3 separate regions of the Homo sapiens genome follow, and all the other regions are linked to region 1. A link is a loop called in an ENCODE intact Hi-C map of the cell type or tissue named here. Cell type or tissue: Caco-2. All regions are shown on one strand. Links, peaks and the distances in the headings refer to the core of each region. The heading gives the core; the rest is flanking DNA.

Region 1 (8,306 bases), core at 2,156-4,655:
GAGAATCTTTATTATGGCATCAACCCCATTACTCATTATTGGTTTGTTGAGGTTTTCATGGTTCAATCTTGGTAGGCTATAGGAGTCCAGGAATTTATCCATTCCTTCTAGGATTTTCAATTTGTTGGCATATAATTGTTTGTAATTGTCTCTAAAGTTTCTTTGTATTTCTGCGCTCCCAAATGTCATAGCTTCTTTTTTATTGGTGATTTTTATATGTTAGGTAGGGTCTTCCCTCTTTTTTCTAAGTCTAGCTAAAGGTTCATAGATTTTATCCTTAGAAAGCAACTTTTCATATCATTGATCTGTATTTTTTGTCAAAATTTTATTTCTGCTCTAATATTTATTATCTTTTTTTCTATTAATTTTGAGTTTGTTCTTACTTTTCTACTTCCTTGAGGTGCATCATTTGGTTGTTTATTTGAAGTCCTTCCACTTTTGTATATAAGCATTTATTGCCATAATCTTCCCTCTTCGTACTGCTTTTTCCATATCCCATAGATTTTGGTATGTGGTAGGCTTTTTTTTTTTCATTTCTTTCAAAAGATTTTCTTAAATTTCCTTCTTCATTTTTTTTTTTTTTACTGGCTCATTCATAAAGAGCATGTTGTTTAATTTTCATGTGTTTATGTATTTCTGAGTTTCCTCATTATTGATTTCTAGTTTTCTTCCACTATGATCAGAAAATACACTTGATTTAATTTCTACTTTTTTGAATTTGTCGAGACTTGTTTTGTGGCCTAAGATATGGTCTATTTTAGAGAATGTTCCATGTGCTGATGAAAACAATGTGTGTAATGCAGCAGCGAGGTGAAATGTTCTGAAACTATCTATGTCTATTTGGTTTAGTGTGTAGTTTAACTGATGTTTCTTTGTTAACTTTCTGTCTGGATAATTTGTCCATTCCTGAGATTGAGTTGTTGATGTCCCCTGCCATTATTGTATTGCAGACTATCTTTCCCTTTAAATCTATTAACGTTTGCTTTATATGCTTAAGTGTATAGATATTTACAATTGTTATATCCTCTCACTGAATTGGCTTCTTTATTATGTGGTGACCTTCTTTGTCTCTTTTTACAGTCTCGGATTTGTATCCTATTTTGTCTAAAATAAGTGTAGCTACTCCTGCTCTTTTTAAGTTTCTAGTTGCATAGAATATCTTTTAACACTCCATCACTTTCGGTCTATGTGCCTTTATAGATGAGGTGGATATTGGGTCTGATTTATCCATTCAGCCACTTTGTGCCTTTTAATTGAAAAATTGATTCAATTTACATTCAGTGACAGTATTGATAAGTAAGGACTTACTACTGCCATTTTGTTGCTTTATTTCTCTTTCTTTCATTCTTTTATTTTTAAAAGATGACAACTTGTCTTAGCTCACAAATAAAAAAAAGAAACAAACCAAGAAAACAACAACAAAAAAACAACTCTACACTTTAATTCCATTTTTCACATTTAGACTTAAGTTGTCTCAATTTTCATATTTTTATATTGCCTGTCTCTTAACAGGTTGCTGAGGTTATTATTGTTTTTGATAAATTTGTCCTTTGGGCTTTATAATAAAGTTATGAGTGGATCACACACCAAAATTACAGTATTAGAGTAGTCTGGGTTTATCCGTATACTTAGAATTGCCAGTGGGTTTTATACTTTCAAATGTTTTGTTTTTGCACATTAGTATCTTTTTCTTTCAGGATGAAAAACTCCTTTTAGCATTTCTTATAATACATGACAGGTGGTGGTGAATTATCTCAGCTTTTATCTGGGAAATACTTTATCTCTTCTTCATATTTGAAGACTAGCTGGCTGGGCGCTGTGGCTCACATCTGTAATCCCAGCATTTTGGGAGGCCAAGATGGGTAGATCACGAGGTCAGGAATTCAAGACCAGCCTGGCCAAGATGGTGAAACCCCATCTCTACTAAAAATATAAAAATTAGCTGGGCGTGATGGTGGAGGCCTGTAATCCCAGCTACTCGGGAGGCTGAGGCAGGGAATTGCTTGAATCCGGGAGGCAGAGGTTGCAGTGAGCTGAGATCGCGCCACTGCACTCCAGCCTGCTCACCAGAGCGAGACTCCATCTCAGAAAAAAAAAAAGAAAAGAAAAGAAAGAAAAAAAAGAAGAATAGCTTTCCTGGGTACAATATTGTTGGATGACAGTGGTTTTGTTTGTTTGTTTGTTGCAGTTTGAAAATGTCATCATACACCCTTCTGGCCTGAATGGTTTTTGTTAAGTCTGTTAGATGAATCGAAGCTCTTTTATATGTTATTTTCTTATTTTATATTGATGCTTATAGGATCCTCTCTTTGTGCTTGACATTTGAGAATTTGATTATTATATGCCTTGGAGTACTCTTATTTGACTTTAATTATTTTGGTGTTCTCTGACCTTCCCGTACCTAGATATTTATCTCTTTCTTAAGTTTTGGAAAATTTTATGCTATTATTTCTTCTGATAAGCTTTGTACCTTGCTCTTGCTTAGCTCCCCTTTGAACACCAATAATTCTTAGAGCTGGTTTTTTGAGATATTTTTCTATATTTTACTTTATCTTCATTTATTTTTATTTTTCTCCTGACTGTATTTTCAAATAGCCTGTCTTTGATCTCCCTGATTATTTTCTATGTTTGATCTATTCTGCTGTTGAAGGCCTCTAATAAATTTTTCAGTTAAGTGAATGTATATCTCAGTTCCACAGTTTATGCTTGATATTGTCTTATTATTTCATTTGCAAAGTTTCTATGATTAATTCCTGATTGATTTTTTATGTTATCTTGGAAAACACTATTTCTTTAAATTGCTATTTTAAATTCTTAGAGAGTTAACAAATCACCATCTCATTAGGGTCAGTCACTAGTTTCTTGCTTTGTACATATGAGAATGTCATAATTCCCTTTGCTGTTGTTTGTGTGGCAGTATGTCTATTTCTTTGCATTGAAATATTAATTATTTATTCCAGTTTTCTCTGCTTGGCTTGTTTTTGTTGTTGTTGTTAGATATGTTTGCTTAGAGATTTTTTATAATTTGCCTATTGATTTTTCTTCTTTTCTTTTCCTTTCTTTACTTTTCTTTTTTTTTTTTTTTCTGCTAGGTTGATGCCTTCATTAGGGCACTAGATGGAGCCTTAAGCCCAGGTTTGCTGCAGTTCTAGTAAACAGAATGTCTTTCATCCAGAATGAGGGATGTAACAGGAGAAATATCCCAGTAGTGTGGGAAAGCTAATTAGGGGTTTGTACCCATGGGAACTATGGGATAAAACTTCTAAAATGTGGTGATACTGAACAGTTGCTCTGAATTGATGTCTCCTTTGGGTGAGTTACAAAGCAGAGTTTTCAGGGCTAGGAATGGTTGTCCTTCCTTCTCCATTTGTCTCTCACTGTCTTCAGGAATATTTCTCCCTTCAGGCACTCCCAATGCTTCCCGTGGGTTGAGGCAGGAATGTGTTTTTTTGTCAGTGAAGCTGAGATCGTCAGGATGGTGGTGCCCCCTCTTGATCCCACTTTTTCCAGTGTAGAGACCATTAGTCCTAAGGAAGATTTTTATGTGTTTGGTGGTGGGAAGATTGGAGGAACGGTCATCACAGATGTGGAAGTCTGAATCTCTTACATATGCTCTAAGGTTTCTTGACTTTCCTGCCGTCCTGGGAACTGTCACATCTTCCTGTGTGAGGTCTGGGCTATTGCTGGAGAGAATCTTGGCACTATATGTTTGTTTTTAGTTTTCTATGGGGGTGGTGAGGCCAGCTTTCTGCTATGCTGCCATTTTGAAACTGAAAGTCAGTGTTGAAAATTTTTTTATGTACTTGGTCATTTGTATTTATTCTTTGAAAAATGTCTATTTGCCAAAATTTTGTAATAGATTTTTTTTTCTGTTCAGTTGTTTGAGTTCCTTATATATTCTGGACATTAACGCCTTGTGAATGAATAGTTTGCAAATATTTTCTCCTATTCTTCAGGTTGTCTCTTTCCACTGCTGATTGTTTCCTTTGCTGTTCAGGAGCTTTTTTGTTTGACATAATCTCATTTCTCTATTTTTCTTAATGCCTTCACTTTTGAAGTATTACTCATAAAATCTGTACCTAGAACAATGTTCTAAGGCATTTCCCCTATGTTTTATTCTTTTATAATTTGTGTCTTACATCTAAGTTTTTAATGCATTTTGAGTTGTTTATTATATATGGTAAAAGATGGAAATTTAGATTTATTCTTCTACATGTCGATATCCAGTTTGTCTAAAACTATTTACTGAAAAGAGTGGCATTTTCCTAATGTATGTTCTTGACTCCTTTTTTGAAAATCAGTTAGCTATAAATATGTGAATTTATAATTGGTTTCTCAATTCTGTTTCATTGACATATGTGTGTTTTATTACAATTCCATGCTTTTTACATTTTTGTTTCTTTTTTTATTGAAGTGAAAAATACATATATAATTTATTATTTTGCTGTTTTGAAATGCGAAGTTTAGTGGTAATATATGCTTATGTACTTATTATAAATATAAAATCTTCTTTGTTTCTTTCATTTCCGCCTTTGATAACCATTAATCTACTCTTCATTTTCATGAGATTCACTATTTTAGCTCCATCATATGAGTGAGAAAATGTGATATTTGTCTTTCTGTGCCTGACTTATTTCACTTAATATAGTGATCTCCAGTTCCATCTGTGTTCCTTAAAATGACAGGATTTCATTCTTTTTATGGCTGAATAATATTTTGTTATGCATATATGCCATATTGTCTTTATCCACTTATTCATTGGTGAGCATTTATGTTGATTCCATATTTTGAACTATTCTAAATAATGCAGCAATAACATGGAAATGCAGACATCTCTTTGATGTACTGATTTCCTTTCTTTTGAATATATACCCAGTAGTAGAATTGCTTAATATATGGTAGCACTTTTTTTTTTTCAGTGTCTTGCTCTGTTACCTGGGTTGGAGTACACTGGGGTGATCTTGACTCACTGCGACCTCTACCTTCTGGGCTCCAGTGATCCTCCCACCTCAGCCTCCCTAGTAGCTGGGACTATAGGTGCATGCCACCATGCTGGGCTAATTTTTTTAATTTTTTTGTGGAGATGGAGTTTCACCATATTGCCCAGGCTGATCTTGACATTGGGCTCAAACAATTCACCTATCTTGGCCTCTCAAAGTGTTGGGATTACAGGTGTCAACCACCATGCCTAGTGGTAGATCTATTTTTTCTTCTTTGAGAAACCTCCATAATGTTCTCCATAGTCACAGTATTAATTTATATTCTCAGCAACAATGTACAAGAGTTTTCCTTTCTCAATACTCTTGTGAGTTATTGCCTGTGTTTTTGATAAAAGCTATTTTAACTGGAGTGAGATGATGTCTCACTGTGATTTTGATTTGCATTTCTCTGATGATTTGTTATTTTTAGCATTTCTCATACACATGTTTGTCATTTATGTACTTCTGAGAAAAGTCTATTCAGATCTTTTGCTTTTTTTTTTTTTTGAGATGAAGTTTTGCTCTTGTCACCCGGGTTCAAGAGATTCTCATGCCTTAGCCTCCTGAGTAGCCGGGATTACAGGCCCCTGCCACCATGCCCAGTTAATTTTTGTATTTTCAGTAGAGATGGGGTTTCACCATGTTGGCCAGACTGGTCTTGAACTCCTGACCTCAGGTTATCCACCCGCCTCAGCCTCCCAAAGTACTGGGATTACAGGCATGAGCCACCAGACACGGCCTTTTGCTTATCTTTTAATTGAATTATTATTATTATTTTGCTCTTGAACTGTTTAAGCCACTTATATATTCTGGTTATTAATCCTTTGTCAGATCAATGGTTTGCAACTGTTTTCTTCAATTCTGTGGATTGTCTTCATTTTTTTGATTGTTTCATTTGTTGCGTGAAAGCTTTTTAGCTTGAGGTAATCTTATTTGTCTATTTTTGCTTTGGTACCCTGTGCCTTTCAGGTCTTACACACAAAAAAATTTGCCCAGACCAATTTCCTACAGTGTTTCCCCAATGTTTTCTTCTAGTAGTTTCCTAGTTTCAGGTAGTAGATTATAGTTTCTAATTTATTTTTATTTTATTTTTGTGTGTGGTGAAAGATGGCAGTCTAATTTTTTTTTTGGCATAGTTAATCGATTTTTCCAACACATTTATTGAAACAACTGTCCTTTTCCCATTGTGTGTGCTTGGCACCTGTGTCGAAGATGAGATTTTTTGCAGCTGGGGTAGTATATATCTGTGTTCTCTATTCTCTTCTTTTGCTCTGTGGGTCTGTTTTTATGCCAATATCATGGTGTCTTGGTTGCTATAGCTTTGATATATATATATATATATATGTATATCAATGATACTTCAAGTTCTGGGATACATGTGCAGAACAGGCAGGCTTGTTACATAAGTATAAATGTACCATGGTGGTTTGCTGGACCCATCAAACTGTCATCTACATTTGGTATTTCTCCTAATGCTATCCCTCCTCATGCCCCCCACCCCCCAACAGGCCCCAGTGTGAGATGTTCCCCTCCCTGTGCCCATATGTTTTTATTGTTCAACTCCCACTTATGAGTGAGAATATGTGGTATTTGATTTTCTGTTCCTGTGTTAGTTTGTTGAGAATGATGGTTTCCAGCTTCATCCATGTCCCTGCAAAGGACATGAACTCATCCTTTTTTATGGCTGCATAGTATCCCACAGTGTATATGTGCCACATTTTCTTTATCCAGTCTAACATTGATGGGCATTTGGGTTGGTTCCAAGTCTTTGCTATTGTGAATAGTGCTGCAATAAACATACGTGTGCATGTGTCTTTATAGTAGAATGATTTATAATCATTTGGGTATATACCCAGTAATGGGATTGGTGGGTCAAATGGCATTTCCAGTTCTGGATCTTTGAGGAATTGCCACACTGTCATCCACAATGATTGAACTAAGTTACACTCCCACCAACAGTGTAAAAGTGTTCCTATTTCTCTGCACCCTTTCCAGCATCGGTTGTTTCCTGACTTTTTAATGATTGCCATTGTAACTGGCCTGAGATGGTATCTCATTGTGGTTTTGACTTGCATTTCTCTAATGACCAGTGATGAGCTTTTTTTCATATGTTTGTTGGCCACATAAATGTCGTGTTTTGAAAAGTGTCTGTTCATATCCTTTGCCCACTTTTTGATGAGTTTTTTTTTTCTTGTACATTTCTTTAGGTTCCTTGTAGATTCTGGATATTAGCCCTTTGTCAGATGGATAGATTGTAAAAATTTTCTCCCATTCTGTAGGTTGCCTGTTCACTCTGATGATAGTTTCTTTTGATGTGCAGAAGCTCTTTAGTTTAATTAGATCCCATTTGTCAATTTTGGCTTTTGTTGCCATTGCTTTTAGTGTTTTAGTCATGAAGTCTTTGTCCATGACTGTGTCATGAATGGTATTGCCTAGGTTTTCTTATAGGGTTTTTATGGTTTCAGGTCTTACTTTTAAGTCTTTAATCCATTTTGAGTTAATTTTTGTATAAGGTATAAGGAAGGGGTCCAGTTTCAGTTTTCTGCATATGGCTAGCCAGTTTTCCCAACACCATTTATTAAATAGGGAATCTTTTCCCCACTGCTTGTTTTTGTCAGATTTGTCAAAGATAAGATGGTTGTAGATGTGCGGTGTTATTTCTGAGGCCTCTGTTCTTTTCCATTGGTCTATATATCTGTTTTGGTACCAGTAGCATGCTGTTTTGGTTACTGTAGCCTTGTAGTATAGCTTGAAGTCAGGTAGCATGATGCATTTGACTTTTGTATTGTTTGCTTCAAAAATTATTGTTTTGTCCAAGGTGGCAGTGGGTTCTTAAATTACCTGTAATTTTTTCCAAGTGGTGTCCTTTGCATAGACATTATTTTTTTTAAAAAAAGTCTGAGTTAAATGAGACAAAGGCAAACTCCTCATTTTAGTCCACCAAGAAACTTCCAGTTAGATCAAAACAGGCAAACACTATTTTCAAGAAACCAAATATGATCTGCTCCATAAACCAAAAATAAAATTTAAAGACCTCTAAGCAGGTGTTGGACCCTCCCCTCAGGTAAGGGAATTCCAAAGTTAACCTGTAAAGCTAGTTCAGGCCATGATGGAAAGAGTAGATTGCACATGGTTCATTATTTCCTCCTCCCTTTTGAAATTCAGGCACAGCTGTCCAGCATTAACGTTAAAACAGAACTTTAGACTGACAAAGCAGGCATTTTTTGTAGTGATAAGACATCTAATTCCAGCTTGACTCTAGTACGGCATCACATGACACATAGCTGGGCTTGAAAGAAGTTAAGGTATTTTACCCCAAATTAGATT
Region 2 (8,306 bases), core at 2,065-4,564, 190 kb after region 1:
AGAAGTTACTTTTTTGTTACTTTTTTGTTATGAAATCAAAAGAAGTTACTTTTTTGTGGCCAGGCACAGTAGCTCATGCCTGTAACCCAAACACTTTGGGAGGCCAGGGCGGGAGGATCATCTGAGGTCAGGAGTTCGAGACCAGCCTGACCAACATGGAGAAACCCCCTCTCTAGTAAAAATAAAAAATCAGTCAGGCATAGTGGCGCATGCCTGTAATCCCAGTTACTCGGGAGGCTGAGGCAGGAGAATCACTTGAACCCGAGAGGCAGAGGTTGCGGTGAGCTGTGATCATGCCATTGCACTCCATCCTGGAGAACAAGAGCAAAACTCTGTCACAAAAAAAAAAAAAAGAAGGTACTTGCTTCCAAAATATAATGTTGCAACAGGCATAGGATAGATATTCTCATTCCAAAAGGGATAAATTGGCAAGAAGACAGGGATAACAGGCCCCAAGAAAGCCCAAAACCCAACAGAGCAGACAACATTAAAACTTAAGACTCCAGAATAATCTCTCATTCCATGTGCCACCTCGTAGACACATTGGGAGAGGTGTTGGGTACTCTAGTCCTCAGGCTGCATTGCCAATATAGCCTTGCTGGGAGCAGCCCATGCAGCAACTCTCACAAGTTGGAGTCTTTTTCCTGCAGCTCTCTCAGGCTGGTGTTGCATACTGGTAACTCTATAGTTCTAAGGCTATGGGGGTGGCTCCACTTTCATGGCTCCACTAGACATTGCCCCAGTGGAGACTCTTTCCGGTGGCTTTGGTTCCATGGCTTTGCTCTTAGAGGAGTTTTTCGCAGTAGCTCTAGCCATGCAGAGTAGTGGCATGAGATACACCTGGACCCACTTGAGCCATGGCTACAGCTCCTGAGGGGCACTGGGCTGAACTTTGGGGAGCACTCTGTAGCAGCTTCTCTTTCCTCCTAAGTACAAAGGTATACTAAATTTTCCACCCTCCATTGCAGTTAGATGTGGCCTAGTGACTGAGTTCTGGCCTGAAGAACACAGACGGAAGTAATATAAGCCACTTCCAAACATAGTCCACAAATCTATAATTTCTCCATTCCCTTATCTGACAGCTGGATTTTGACGCTTTTGGTGATCTTGAGAGTTAAGGATTGAAGCTGGCAGGGCCTGGATCTCCGAATGTCTGCATGAAGCAGAGTGCTTACCTCTATTTCCCACATCCCTTTTGCTTTCTACTCTTAATCCATTTGATTTTGGGCAAATAACCTCTTTAAGATTTAGTTTTCTCATTTGCAAGATGGAGAATATGGAAGTATATATTCAGTGGACTTTTTTGTGCAATGTAATTGAAAAAGCAGATGTAAAACACAGAGCCTGTCACATAGTAGGCATTTAAATGAATGAATGATGCAAGTATTAAGCAGAGGGCTATGCTTACAGTAGTAATCAATGTTAATATTCTACTTTTCTATAAAATACATGGTGGGATTTCTCCCCCAATTAAAGATAAAATAAAGGATTTAAGAAAAGACTGGAAAGTGCAAAATAACTGCTCTGTAGAGTATGCTGAGGAATCAATAAATGATGAAGAATATAATCAATCAGCATGAAACAATTACTCTGGCCAGTTTAAACAATTACACTGTGGAGTTGACTGGTGATACAGAGCTGAAAGTTGAAACACAGTCAAGGTTGAAAATTTCTAAAGGGTTGAAGAAATTTGAAATTAAAATCAAAGTTACCTTTTAGGCAAGCATCTTTCTTATTTCCCCACCTATGAAAAAGTATGCCTATTAGGTGAAAAGCTAATGTTAGACACTGAGAATACTTTCTAACTGCTCTTCCTAGTTCTTTAATTCAGCAACTTTGATTTTCAAAAGGTTTTACTTTTTTTTTTTTTTTTTTTTTTTGAGATGGAGTCTCACTCTGTCACCCAGGCTGGAGTGCAGTGGCGTGATCTCCGCTCACTGCAAGCTCCGCCTCCCAGGTTCACGCCATTCTCCTGCCTCAGCCTCCCGAGAAGCTGGGACTACAGGCTCCCGACATGACTCTCGGCTAATTTTTTAGTATTTTTAGTAGAGACGGGGTTTCACCGTCTTAACCAGGATGGTCTCAATCTCCTGACCTCGTGATCTGCCCGCCTGGGCCTCCCAAAGTGCTGGGATTACAGGGGTGAGCCACCGCGCCCGGCCCAAAAGGTTTCACTTTTTGAAAATCAAAATGGAAACTTCATATAGTCCAAAATCAAAAGAGAAACATGCTTGAGTTTATTGTAGGAATTATTGTAAAAGGAGAATCTCTTCCTTGTGTGATATTGTGTGTGTGAGTAGAACTAGATATATGTGCTTTTTCATTGCATGGATACTATACACCATTTTGTTTTCAAACTTAAATTTCCCAATTATTTGTCTCAAACCACTATTATGATTAGAAGTAAGTTTTTATGTTAGCATATTTATGGCAAACACTTGGGAGGAAACATGTAATAAACAGTATTCTAAATAATAGATAAGCAAACTTTTTACGGGGAATTTTAATCATCCTCTTATGAAACAAGAATGTAGTTAAAATATTAAACAATTTCTTAGTCTGCTTTCCTCGTTGAAAAAATTGTGAGAGTATGTTGCAAAATGGCTCCATCTGCTGACAGTTTGCAGTGCCCTGAATTCATCTTGAATTAAACATTTTATATTTGCCCTTTTCAAACGGCTTAAATGGAAGAGAAATTGAATTGGGTTCTGACATATTTGACAAGCGTGTAATTTTAAATAAGTTGTGGATGATTTTTTTTGTAACTAGAGTCCATGCCTTCTGAGTTATATTCTGTATCTACATTTTAGAGGAGAAAATGCTCACTATTAGAGTTGAACTTTAAAATATAGCCAATGTTTGATATCTGATACATAGATAAAATGCAGTTGAAAGAAAACATTTGAAATGTTGGCATTATGGAACATTTGAAGACAGGGAAAAAATTATTTAGAAAGGCAATGAATTCCCTGCAATGTGGGTCTTGAACGTGACAATTACAGTGTTGGTGGGTTCCTGGGACCAGTGATTTTAGTTGTCAATTAGCCTCAAAGCACTAAATACTAAACCAGTAAGCTCCTAATCCAAATGAGTTGGTGGCAGGGGTTAGGGTGTCTGAAATAACCATAAATAACAAAGAAAAAGGTGAGACCTGGTGGAAGAAGCTAAAACAGCTTAAGGGCAATGAGCTTTAAAGAAAAGGATTTCTTCAACCCCAAATTTCAACAGAACCTGGTTCAAATTTCAAATAAGGGTAGGAAAGTGCTGCTAATTCATCAGTTCCTTTTTCTTCTAAGTGATGCTGATCACTATTAGAAGATACAGAGATAATCTCAGCCACATCAGTACTGTGCAAATGATTTTACACAATGATTTTATACCTCTCCTGAGGTGCTTGTCAGTGTTTCGTGGAAAAATAGGCAACCTCTCATCTGTGATGTTTGATTCATAGCCCTTAGTTTTTGTTTGTTCATTTCTGATAAAACTTCAGGACTCAACTTTCTCCCATTGCACCTCAGGACTATTATTGTCAACATGCAAAATAATGGCTCAGGATGGTGAGGAGATGATATGTGACTGCGATTGGCATTGGAGTGGGCTGAGAAGAAAGCATTTCGTCCTTGTATTGTAGAATAACATAGGAAGAGGGGGCCCATAAAAATGCTCTGGAAAGATTTTGCCACTTTAGAAAGTTGACATCTTGGTATCTCCTCATAGCCTTCTCAATTTCCTCTTAATATCTGAGTACTCTTGGTATAATTTGTTTCTATCTGTCTGTCCGTCTCTGGCCAACCCCCGCCAAAGCCCCTGCCAATCCTGCCCCCTGCCCCTGCCAGGGTGTGTACGCGTCCATGGCTTTCCAGGGGGATGTGTGCATTTTTCCTTGCTAAGAACTGGGTTGTAAACTGCAGTTTTCTTGATTATGAAAGGACAATTCTTACAATGCCCCCTCCAAAAAAAATTTTCTAAATGGAAGACAAGAAGAGGAAGAAGAAAGATATAAGACTACTGAACAATGAAGAGATGAGGGATGACAGTTTTCTGCATTTTGGTACAGCCCCATAGTAGAGTAGGCTAAAGGCAAAGGGAAGAACTAGGCTGGAGAATTCAATCCCTACCCCACACCCTGCCATGTTTCCCTTTGTCACCCACAGACCACTAGCTCCCAGCAGCTTCCTTGCTCTGGTCAAGTCTCCTGTCTCCTTGTTTATGGGAAAAATTCAGATAAAAGAATGAGAGAAGGAATCCATGTATTTTAATTTTTTTGAGAAAGATATTTAGAACACTTCCCTCTTTTAACTGATCCTTTGTTCTTATCTTAAAGGTGTGGTACAAATCTGACTTTAGTGTGAAAGATGATTTTCATTTCCTCTTTTTCTTAACAATAGAGTGAGCTATAAAGTTTTAACCCTGGAGAGACCTAAACCTTTATATTATCAATGTTATATAAGATATGAATATTCAGGATTTATATTATTAACAATGAGAATTTGTCTTGCTGTGAACCTTCTGGGTTTTTAAGTTGTTTAATTTTATTTTTCTTTATGACAGGATAATAATGTTTTTTGAGACTATGGACATACAGGACATATGCAAATTTCCTTTCTGTAAAATTTGGGTGTATATTTAATAGCCAACCCCATTCCCCCAACCAAATGCATAAATCTTAGGATATAGACTTGATGAATTAAAGTATTAGATTGATCTCTTTATGGAGAAGACACTATCGTTTTCTGAGGTTTTATATTACTGCTATAACTATGATGATAAGTATGTTTTGAGACTTTTAGGATGTGGGGTTTATTTTTTACAGTCATAGACATACTAAATACTGCTTGACCATTTTCATGAAAAATCAGAGTTTCATTAGGTAAAATCATAAACGCCAATTGCTTGAAAATTTGTAAAGAAAAAATATACATAAATCAGAATGAAATAAGAACATGACTTACTAAAATGTTAGTAGATCTGTTGAAATAAATAGCATTTTAGTGGCCACAATGAAAATAAAAATCAATAAGAAATTTACATTTTTCTAAATAGCATATCATGGCTGGGTGTGGTGGCTTATGCCTGTAATTCTAACACTTTAGGAGGCTGAGGTAGACAGATCAATTAAGCCCAAGAATTCAAGACTAACCTGGGCAGCATAGAGGAACCTCATCTCTATAAAATTTCAAAATAAATAAATAAAATAAAGAGACATATCTTGAGTTAATATTGAATTAACATTGAAAAAGCAGGCAGTTACCTCATTACAAATATTACAAATTAAAAATGATTTAATAATACTTCTAACAATGCCCATTTCTTTATAGACATTTCAGTGCTGAAAGCAAATTTCCAGTTCTAGTAAAGTATGCATGCATATAAGTAGGTAAATATTTTTAAGGAGAAATATGGCATGCCGTTTACATTGATTTTTTTTCTATCAGTTTTTCAAGGATTTATTGTTATTTAAAATGTTTCACGGACTCACATTAGATATTCTTTTTCTAAAAATACTTTTGAAAGTTGCTTTATATTTTCACTAAAGGTTATTACATTGTTTAAAAATGTATGCTTAATTACACAGAAAGAGAGCAAGTCTCCTCCACAACCCATTTCTTATCTTTATGTATGTATATAAATATTTTCCATGGATAAACAAGTATACACACAAAAACAAATACACGCACACTATACATACATACATACATATAAATCTATCTCCTTGGCCACCTTATGGGAGAATATCCGTATGATGAATCTCTAGTGGAATTATTATAGCTCAGTGTATGTGTATTAGTAATGATTATTGCCATGAAATGGCCCTCCCCAAAATATATATACTCCCACTAACAGTGTTTGAGAGTATTTGTTTTCTCACATCTTACCAATACTGGGCATTGTAATATCAAACACCTTAATCTTTATCAATCTCAGAGATGACCATAGCACCATGACCACTACATATCACTAATTCCCTTTATTCCAAAAGCAAAAAAATAAGCTGTGAGAACATGTCTTAAATAAATATTTTCTAATATTAATAATGTTTCCTTAATTTGATAGGCTTCAACACTAAGTAGCTGTAACAAAACAGAGGTCCAGCTGCTTACCACTTGGGGAGTCCAATGACAAGAGTGAGGTATGGTGGAAAGGAAGTGACTTTATTAGCCAAAACTAGTAATGGGGAAGTGGCCAGATTCCCATCCAAAGTAGCCACTTCAAATTTCTGGTGAGAAGGCAGGATTTTAAAAAGCGAGGACTTGATATGAGAGGCATGCAGGAGTTGTGCTGGGTACAAGGTTTGTATTTTTTGTTTCAGTGGCTATCTTGGGTTTCAGTCCACCTTGAGTGCAGGCTGGCATCACCTCTACAGTGGTTGGGATGTTGATTAGCTGCCTTGAGGTTGTATCTGGAATTTTGCATCTGGGTCTCCAGGCTTGGTCTGTCTGTCTCAAGATTAGCCCCCAAAAGTTTCAAGTAAACACATAATTAGATACTAACATACAGTTAGGTAAATGTGAAGGGCGTATACAGTGGGAAAGTGAAGGATGTGGATTCTATTTTAATGTTAAGGAGAAAAGGCTTCTGCAGTTTGCTTCAAGGTTACGTCTTGAGACTAGGGAGAAAAGAGAAAAAGGAAAAAAAAAGTTTAAAAATGCATTTTGAAGTCAAGTTGCTCAGTTACATAGCCATTTGCCCAAAGCTAGTTATGACAGATGGATAGGGAATAGAATCTTATTGTTTCTTTTGTATCTTGTGTGCAAAATAACAATAATAGTAATAGTAATAGTAATTATAATAATAAAATATTTAAATAAAACAATAATTAAAATCCCAGCATAATTATTCTAAGTGTTAATATTCATTTCAGAATTGTATCACTCAGTAGATACTTGTTTTATTGTAAAATAATATAGAAGCTAATTGAAGTTGGGCACCATAAAAACAGGAAAGCACTAGCTGTTTCTCAAAGAAATATGTGGTAATTAAATGTTTTAATAACACATGACTTAATGACATAGTCTCAATCTGTGCTTATAAACGTGTTTTTCTGTCAGACTCTCCCATTTACTGAAAGAAAAACAGTTTATGATGCATTTTAATAAGAATCATGCTTACAAAAAAACACTGTAGTTTTATTTTTGGTATCAAAATATTTTTCAAATTTAAGGTTAATTATAACAAGCTAGCATGCGGAAAATATTTTTCCTTACAGGAACCTCAGTGAATTAGTCAAAAGTGTTCAAAAGATCAGTCATATTTTCTGAAGATGTTATTTTTAGATAAATAGCTTTCTTTTTTTTTTTTTTTTTTTTGAGACGGAGTCTTGCTCTGTCGCCCAGGCTGGAGTGCTGTGGCGCAATCTCGGCTCACTGCAAGCTCCGCCTCCGGGGTTCACGACACACTCGGCCTCAGCCTCCTGAGTAGCTGGGACTACAGGCGCCCGCCACCGTGCCCGGCTAATTTTTTTGTATTTTTAGTAGAGACGGGGTTTCACCATGTTAGCCAGGATGGTCTCGATCTCCTGACTTCGTGATCCACCTGCCTCAGCCTCCCAAAGTGCTGGGATTACAGGCGTGAGCCACCATGCCCGGTGATAAATAACTTTCAATAAAGTTTATAAAACCCAGCTGTCCTCAGAAAGTTAAAGCTTACTATTTCTTCATGCATATCTAGTACCAAAATAGGGAGAAGACATTTTAGATAAAGATAGTTGCAATTAGAATTTGATCAGGGAGACATACTTAGAGTGATGAGCTACATTGAATTGGAAAGAGTGCATGATTCCTTTTTCTCTCATTGGTGTAATTTGGAAATCAGGATAATTTTATAGGAGTTTCTTAATGAAACTATCCTCAGAAAGTTGAATTGTCATTAATCAATTGATAAATTGGCACAATTCCAATCAATTCTTACATGATCTCAAGGAATATCACTTAATTAACTAACTTTTGATTTAATATTTGTTCAATGATGAGAAAGAGACAAGGAGAGAAGAGCTGCAGCCCTTTGGGGAGTCCAGACCTAGGAGCTCCCTGAGACAAGGCTGTGACACCCTCTTTGGGGCTCTGCAGTTCCTGGCATCTCCAAGCTCCCAGGTGCCACCATGCCACCGTGTTCCCTGGTGCCAGCAGTGGAAGCTGCTTTACAGCAGCACCCCACTCTACTGGTACTAATTTACTGTATTAGTCCATTTTCATGCTGCAGATAAAGACATACATGAAACTGGGAAGAAAAATAGGTTTAATGGACTCACAGTTCCATGTGCCTAGGGAGGCAGAAGGCAAAAGGCACTTCTTACATGGCGGTGGCAA
Region 3 (8,306 bases), core at 2,065-4,564, 52 kb after region 1:
AATTTTTTGGAAGAATTTATTTAAGATTGACATTTTTTTTAATATTTGGAAGTTGGAAGAATTCTCTGGTGAGTTCACTCTAGTCTATTTTGTTTATTGAAATTTTTTTGTAGTAGATTCAATTTCTTTCATGGGCATATGACCCTTCGCATTAATTTTTTTCTTGTATTAGCTACTGGAAGTTTTCTCTTGCCAGGTGTAGACTTTGTGAAATTAAATAATTCAAACTTAATGCTGTTAGAACTTTAAATTATCTGAGCTTTGAAGGAATGTGACTTAGTGGCCTGAGTCACCTAGCATGTAGTTGCAATTTCTGCTTCTCCGATTATGCATTAATTCCTCTCTTTATTCTTGTACTGTAGATGATTACAAAAAGCCAGAGCTAGATAGATCCACTTCAAGTCTATTACCCCTCTTTATGGAATGTTAAAGCAATCTTCCTTAGAATGCAGCAAACTGTAATCAATCAAATTTCTGTAATATATGTATTGGACTCCTGTGGATACTGTTGCAACCTTGTTAAATTCTTATATGTCTGCCTATATACGTAAAACCTTAACTTCTTCACTGACCCCATTTATTTGGATTCTGTGTTACCTGGGTTTTTATCCTCAAGCTTTGTGCTCAAATAAACTCTATCATATATATATACATAGCACAAGTGCAGATTTCTTACATGTATATGCTGCATAGTAGTGAAGCTTCTGGTGTACACATCATCGGAATAGTGAACATTGTATGCTACAGATAATTTTTCAACCCTCACCCACCTCTCATGCTCCCATCTTTTGTAGACTCCAGTGTCTATTTTTCTATTCCATATGTCCATGTATACAAATTGTTTGGCTCCCACTTATAAGTGAGAGCATACTGTGTTTAATTTTCTTTTTCTGGGTTTTTTCACTTAGGATAATGGTCTCCAATTCCATCCATGTTGCTGCAAAAGACACGATTTCATTTTTTTAATGGCTAAGTAGTATTCCATGGTATACATGTATAACGCATTTTCTTTTTCCGATCTTCCACTGATGGGCACTTAGGTTGGTTTTATATCTTCGCTATTGTGAATAGTGCTGCAATAAACCTAAGAGTGTGGGTGTCTTTTGATATAATGATTTATTTCGCTTTGGGTATAACCCCAGAACTGGGATTACTGAATCAAATGGCAGTTCTATTTTTATTTTGAGAAAACTCCATACTGTTTTCCATTAAGGTTATACTAATTTACCTTCCCACCAGCAGTGTATAAGCATTCCCTTTTATCTAAACTCTTGCCAACATTTGTTGTTTTCGGACATTTTAATTATTGCCATCTGAGTGATGGTATAAGATTGTATCTTATTATGGTTTTAATGTGCATTTCCTCAAGTTTTGTGCTCGAATAAACTCTGTACGTAATCATATTTTCTGAATCTAATTACGTTTGACAATTTCAACTAAATTTTTAAGTTTATTCACATAAATGTGTGAACAAATGAGTTTATAGTATCCTTTTAATATTTTTTTCTGTGTCTGTTGGATGCGTAGTGAGGTATATACATTTCTTTCTTCTCCATCAGTGTTGCTCAAAGTTTACCAATTTTATCCTCCTTAAAAAAAGCAGAGGCTCTGTTACTTATTTTATGTTTTAGGTTTTTTAAAAATTGTAGTTTTTGGACTTCAGGTGCAGATACATTTTTCTTTTCATTAATGCCTTTTCAGGCAGTCTCTTATTCAATTACTATTCCTTCCATAATTCAGTTGATTTAATCAAATATGCAAAGGACTTTAAAGGGAAACCTATCTTTTTTTCCTGCTGATAATTAACTTCTTAAATTACGTTTTAGTAGGTGTTATATGAATGTTGGTTTTATCGTGGTTATTAAAACTTATTATACCAAATGGTATAAAGTTTATAGTATAAGTTAAAGAAATATTAAATGTGTAACCTATTTTACAAGTATTATTGTTTTGTAATAATTAATTAATACCTTTATAGCACTGTTATTAGCTTACTTAAGAGTTTTCTTATGACTGAAATCACCACAGAGAAAAATCATAAATTTCTGATATTGAAATGTCAAAAATCTCTGTCAAATAGGATTTTTTCAGACCTCATGATTAAGAATCAAGGTTTGTAAATGAGACGTATGTCTGAAGTTAATATGCTATTTGCTTACAAAAGAAAATAAGTAGCAAATACTAACATTTAAACTTCAAAAGATAGAATATTAGGTTGTTTATGTGATAGCACTATATATTGGGATTCTATAACTCAATATCTTCTAGAAGCTGTTTTGTTCTATACTTAAGTAAAAGTAAATTTTAAAGCAATTTCAGTTTAATGAATGTAAGTGACAATACATAGAAAAATAATTTAACAATTTTTTTATTTAGAAATTAAGAATTTTTGAGATAATCTCATGCAATACAGTCACCTCAGAACATTAAGAAGCTAAAGGAGGCACTGTTCTTCAAGTTGCCCACTTGGATGTCTTCCAAGTGCACTTTCCTTTCTTTCCTGCTCTAAAGCTTTTTAATAAACTTCCACACCTGCTCTGAAAAAAAAAAAAAAAGCTAAGGGAGACAACTAGTCCAATTTCATTCATATAGTATACTTCTCATCAGCAAGTAGTCATTTATTCAACCACTATTTATTGGTTTTTTAATATGTGCCTGGCACTATGCTCAGCATTTTTATATATGGCATTTTATTTAATTTATTCCTCACATAAAATAGATTATAATGATTTGTGATGAAGAAAATGAGGCCAGAGGAGTTAACCAAATAGGATCACACCTTTGTTAAATCTCATAATTATTTCTACCAGCAAATATATTTTACTTTGCATTTTATCATACTCTGTGTGAATGTGTATAGATGATGATAATTAAATAGTATAAAACATTAATTAAATATTATTATTTAAGTCAATTGCATTGGTCAATCAATAATAAAACAGTAAATCTAAGCTGAGTTTCTGATGTTTCAAGACCACTTTTCTTAAGGACTGTGGTTTACAAATTGTAGACTGCTAAATGTAATTTAATTGACCGTTTCCTTCAAAGTGACCAAGTATTTACAATTGCCTGCTTTTTACCCTGTGCTTTGTCACCAACCTTTGATTAGGCTTCTCTTTCATCTTTAGGACCCTGAACTCTGCTAACTTGCAAGCCGGAACAAGCACAAAAACAAACAAACACAGTGGAATGTAACCTCTTTCCCTGGTTTTCCTGAGCATAGCAGGACAGTTTTTGTCAGAACGCATTGGTTATTTTCCCTTGTTTGTCCAACTTCTCCTCTAATGGTCGTGCTTATCTCTGCTTGTCTCCTTTTTACCCTATTAAGGAAAATCACTTTTCTGCTTGATTTTGAAATGTTCACAGAGTTTTTGAGATCTGGAGCAGTCTCCCATTGGAATAGTCTTTCTTTTTAACTGAAGTGTCCTCCTATCTAAGTACCTGTTTGTCTTTATCTGACAGAAGTGTAAAGAAGCCCTTGAAATTGTAAAGGGATTTTAAATGGCTTTAGTTTTGCTGTATTTATACTGTCTAGGGAATACAAACTATATTTTTCTAGGATAAACCGGAAGGGCAGATAGGAAAGAAATACTGGTACCAAAGTTGAAAAACAAAATTACAGCAAATGTAGTTATAGATCTAATTGGCTTTTGTTTGTGATTCACGAATAAAGGCAGCCTTTATTCTAAAAAAATAGAATGAGAGCTCTCAATGGACAATAGCAGAACACTGGATTCTTTAAATTGGGAGCAAGGAAACAGAACAAAGAAAAAGAAATCTAATTTGTTAACATCAGGTTACTTTTTTGTAATGAATAAAGCAGAGGAAATTTTCTTATTATTGACTGAGGTAAACTGGAATCTCTTTTCTTCAAGAAAAAAAAAAGGTCACTTTTGATATCCATTTGTTAGAGTAGGTAGCTAGTAAGGCATGAGCAGGGCAGGAGAGGGCCTATCCACAACCAAGAATGTCAGCAGACAATAAGGCGATGGTCAGGTGGTTGTTAATTGTCTCTCTGAAATAATAATTTGTCACAGCCAGTTCCAGGGAAAGGCAGTCACCCTATAGAAAAAAAAAAAAACTGAAATTGGTGATCAGCAGCTTCTGGATAAGATCTCAGGAGGTGAGCGAGTGGACTCAGACATGCGCATTAAGAGACAAAATGGCAGAGTTTAATGGTATATGATGTTTCAGGGGCATTCCACCAGCAAAGGGAAGAATGCCTTGGGAGAGCATGTGTACAAGTCCAGTAAACACACTGCACATACTCACCTCCCAAGTGCTAGCAGGCCACTACACATGCAGGTAGCTCACTTCAAGGGAAGAATGAAGGGAAAAGGGATGCAAGATGCTGGAAGTAAGCCAGCATATAAAACCCTAAGTCCAAAGTGAAATGGAGCACTTGTCCTCCAAGATGCCCACTTGGCCCTCTTCCAATAATACTTTATTTTAATTCCTGTTCTAAACCTTTTTCATAAACGTTCACTCCTGCTCTAAAACTTGCCTCAGTCTCTTTTATCTGCTGTATGCCCCTCAGTCAAAATCTTTTTTCTGAGGAGGCAAGAATTGAGGTTGCTGCATACCCATACAGATTCACCACCCGTAACTTGGATACCCTTCCCTGATAATACATCTGCTTCCTTAAAGTTTCAGTTTGACTAGTTTGCACTTAGCATGGGTCACTCCATTTTGGTTTGGTCTGGAATGTTGGTGCCTAGTGCAAGAGCTCAGCTCAAAACAATGGCCTCTCATAAGTTTTGTTTTACCTCAAATAGATAATTTCGAAGCTATGTGCTCATTTATTGAAGGTTTATGAGGTAAGAAATAGAAGATTCTCTTTTCTGAAAACAGCAAATGCTAATTTTATTTGCAGTTTCAGAAACACTTTTTTTTTTTTCTTTTGAGATGGGGTTTCGCTCTTGTTGCCCAGGCTGGAGTACAATGGCGCGATCTCAGCTCACGGCAACCTCCGCCTCCCGTGTTCAAGCAATCCTCCTGCCTCAGCCTCCCGAGTAGCTGGGATTACAGGCATGCGCCACCACACCCAGCTAATTTTGTATTTTTAGTAGAGACGGGGTTTCTCCATGTTGGTCAGGCTGGTCTCAATCTCCTGACCTCGTGATCCGCCTGCCTTGGCCTCCCAAAGTACTGGGATTACAGGAGTGAGCCACTGCGCCCGGCCCAGAAACACATTTTTAAAATCATTATAAATAACAATTATATGTGGCTACATAAAAATATGTCTACTATCAACCAAGAAATAAAATTAATTTCAAAACTTCATGTTACATGGGAGATTAGAATTTAAATTTTTTAAAAAAGCGAATATCTCCTTAATTACCTTTAACTATTGTTGTCCTGTATGTCAGTAAAAAGTAACTTTCTGAAAATATTTGAACAGATTTATTCTGAGCCAAATATGAGTGAGCGATGGCCTGTGACACTGCCCTCAGGAGATCCTGAGAACATGTGCTCAAAGTGGTCAGAGTACAACTTGGTTTTATACCTTTTAGGGAGACTGTGAGACATCAATCCATACATGTAAAACGTACATTGGTTTGGTCCAGAAAGGCAGGATAACTGGAAGTGGGGGCTTCCAAATCAAAGGCAGATTCACAGATTCTTGTCTTCTTGGAAGAAATAATTAAGTCAAGAGACATGCAGTAATAGATAAGCAGCAGCAAACTTACTTATTTAAAGGGACGGTACACTCTGAAAGCCAAGTCAGAGCAGGCTGCTCGAGAATGAGTGTCAACTGACACTGGGGAACCCTCTTTATATGAATCTTAAATAATTATTCATAGAAGTGGCATGACGTGGTGTTGCTAGCATGCATGTTTTGCGTGGCCCCCTGGGTGTGCATGTGCTATAACCATACATGCTAAGTGCATATGTCATATGTCTTATTAGCATGTTAAATCTCAACCAGGGTGTGTTTTAATTATTATAATGAAGAAAAGGTTACCTTTAAGGTGAGGCAAGTGGAAGTGCACATGCTCGCTACTGAGGAAAGTCCTCAGTATTTCCTACTGAAATTATTTACTACTAGGGCCAGGTAAGTTATTTCCTACTAGGCCTACTGAATTTTCCTACTGAAATTATTTCCTACTAGGGCCTGAAGTTATTTCCTACTAGGGCCAGGTAAGTAAGTCCCAGTTTAAGGCCAGATAATCCTAACCACAATTACATATGTGACTTTTTTTTTTTTCTGATTTTTTTAGTGGGGCACTGTTTGCTGGTGTGACAAAGTTTCCAGGGCTTCAGGTCTCCAGGGTTCCCTTTCATGCTCATGTCTACCTATCTGCCTGCTCTAGCAGATGTATTCTTACACATTTATCACTGGGGTTCCAATGAAAAATTAATGCCATGAATAAAGCATTGGTTGGAGAAAAAAATGACATGTTTTTAAAATAAGATTAAATGTGTTTCATAAAGTGTTAATTTTCTTATACGTGATTCTATATTATATATAAATTAGTTTGGTCTTTTTCTGGGAGTGAAAGGAATTCATATATTTTCTCTGTCAACACATTTTTAAAAATATATGACATGCACTGTTTATGCCCAAGTTATTTCATTATAAAAGTTTGAAACATGTTTTTAAAAAAATATCTTCATACTTTTTTCTTAGCATTGGTATTCTGAAGTAAGGGAAATAAAGTTTTGGGAAGATTATTAGTTTTAATCCACAGGATCGGCATGTATTTCTTAGAATAAAATTGTAAGATAGTATGATCAAAAAGCAAATACTTACAAAGCCTTATTTTTTCTTCTATATCCCAGTGTTTATGAGATCATGACCCAAATTCTCTTTTACCACTCATTATAGACCTAGTTAGTCCCATGTTGCTGGCATTCCAAGCTACAATCACAATAGCAGAAGGCGTGGCAGCATCTCAACTCTGAGAATAAAGACACAGGACCAAAATATCTATGGTTTTACCATTTTTTATATCAAAATATATGACTAACGCCAGAGGTCATACAAATTAAATATATTATTTTATTGTATCAAAACAGTGCATGACTAGAAACAAATCTACCGATTAGGAAAAAATATGGACTGGTATATCAGCTATAATTAATACAGTAATAATGAAAACGTGAATAATTAAAATAATAATAAAAACAAAAAGCAGAAGAAAATTGTATCTACATAGAAATTGAGTTTGTTAATACCTTTTATTAACATTGTTACATCCAATGAGAACACGTGAACACGGAGAGGAAAATCACACACGGGGGCCTGTTGCGGTGTGGGGGGCTAGGGGAGGGATAGCATTAGGAGAAATACCTAACGTAAATGACGGGTTGATGGGTGCAGCAAACCACCATGGCACGTGTATACCTATGTAACAAACCTGCACGTTCTGCACATGTATCCCAGAACTTAAAGTATAATAATAAAATAAAATCGATGAATTAAAAAAATCATTACAGCAAGGTAGAAGATGGTGAATGATATCAGAAGACAAAGCAGCAATGAACAAATGTAGGAACTATTTCAAAAATCCAAAGCTCCACTGCTTGATATTGGCACAGAATCTTCACAACAGTATAGAGTCAAATTAAAATAAGGCTTTATAGCAGCACTGATGTATATCTTGAAAGTGTATGTGTCGATCTAGCAGTAGTGATATATATCCTGAAAATGTACATGCCAATCTATGTTTAAAAGTACCTGTTAAAAACTAAGCTTCAAGAAGCCCTTAATTATCAAAGTGTCACAATTTAACATCCTGAACTTTGCACATACTCACAAGCATGCAGGTAAATGTGTACACACTCATACTTGTACAACAAACTTCAGCCCAGTATGACTATTAAACAGTATGCACACACACACACACACACACACACAAACATAGTACCTGACCACCTACAATTGCATACAACAAATTTTTTTTGATTGTGTTACCATTATAAGCAGCTACACATTTAAAGGATAATATTATCCAATGAACAGTCTGGATCTTCAGTGAGTGATTTCTTTATATCTGAAATGCATATTTTTACAATTGTTAGAAAATATACAATGACAAGAGAAGAAACAGGCAGGCACAAAGCCAGCAACAAAAAATTTTCATTGAAATTTATAACAAAGTCACTAATACGGCCCAATATATCTTAGAAACAAACAGGTTTAGTACTTTAATATAAATGCCAGGAGATTAAATAACTTTTTTGTTTAAAAGAATATACTAAATATTTTCAAGAGTAAAAAGTAGACCCTACTACTATAAATTTCAGCAAAATACAATGCCAAATTAAGATTGGGAACGAGATCTAAATTCTTGTTTAACACT

Evidence for each region. A loop is a pair of places that touch in the nucleus more often than their neighbours do. Peaks named below come from ENCODE experiments on the same cell type or tissue, not always from the same donor. Only the 100,000 strongest peaks of a DNase experiment are listed, where the experiment ranks them.
Region 2: a loop joins it to region 1, with 16 times the contacts of the local background. A loop is called at or near these places in 15 of 110 quality-filtered maps.
Region 3: a loop joins it to region 1, with 7 times the contacts of the local background. A loop is called at or near these places in 2 of 110 quality-filtered maps.

Annotation. Positions count from the first base shown.
Region 1 is chrX:88,608,354-88,616,659 of GRCh38, reverse strand. It overlaps LOC107985713 (a long non-coding RNA gene), which reads left to right and starts at 3,170. Exons shown (of 5, transcript XR_001755911.2): 1 at 3,170-3,312. In Caco-2, for the core only: a CTCF peak has its summit at 3,130 (motif pointing right); no DNase peak of the experiment used is centred there; H3K4me3 peaks cover 234 bases.
Region 2 is chrX:88,420,251-88,428,556 of GRCh38, reverse strand. No RefSeq gene overlaps it. Among named protein-coding and RNA genes, the nearest start is that of CPXCR1, 320 kb to the left of the region's middle. In Caco-2, for the core only: no CTCF peak of the experiment used is centred there; no DNase peak of the experiment used is centred there.
Region 3 is chrX:88,555,786-88,564,091 of GRCh38, reverse strand. The region is part of intron 3 of LOC107985713 (a long non-coding RNA gene); the gene reads left to right. Among named protein-coding and RNA genes, the nearest start is that of CPXCR1, 190 kb to the left of the region's middle. In Caco-2, for the core only: no CTCF peak of the experiment used is centred there; a DNase peak (open chromatin) is centred at 3,171.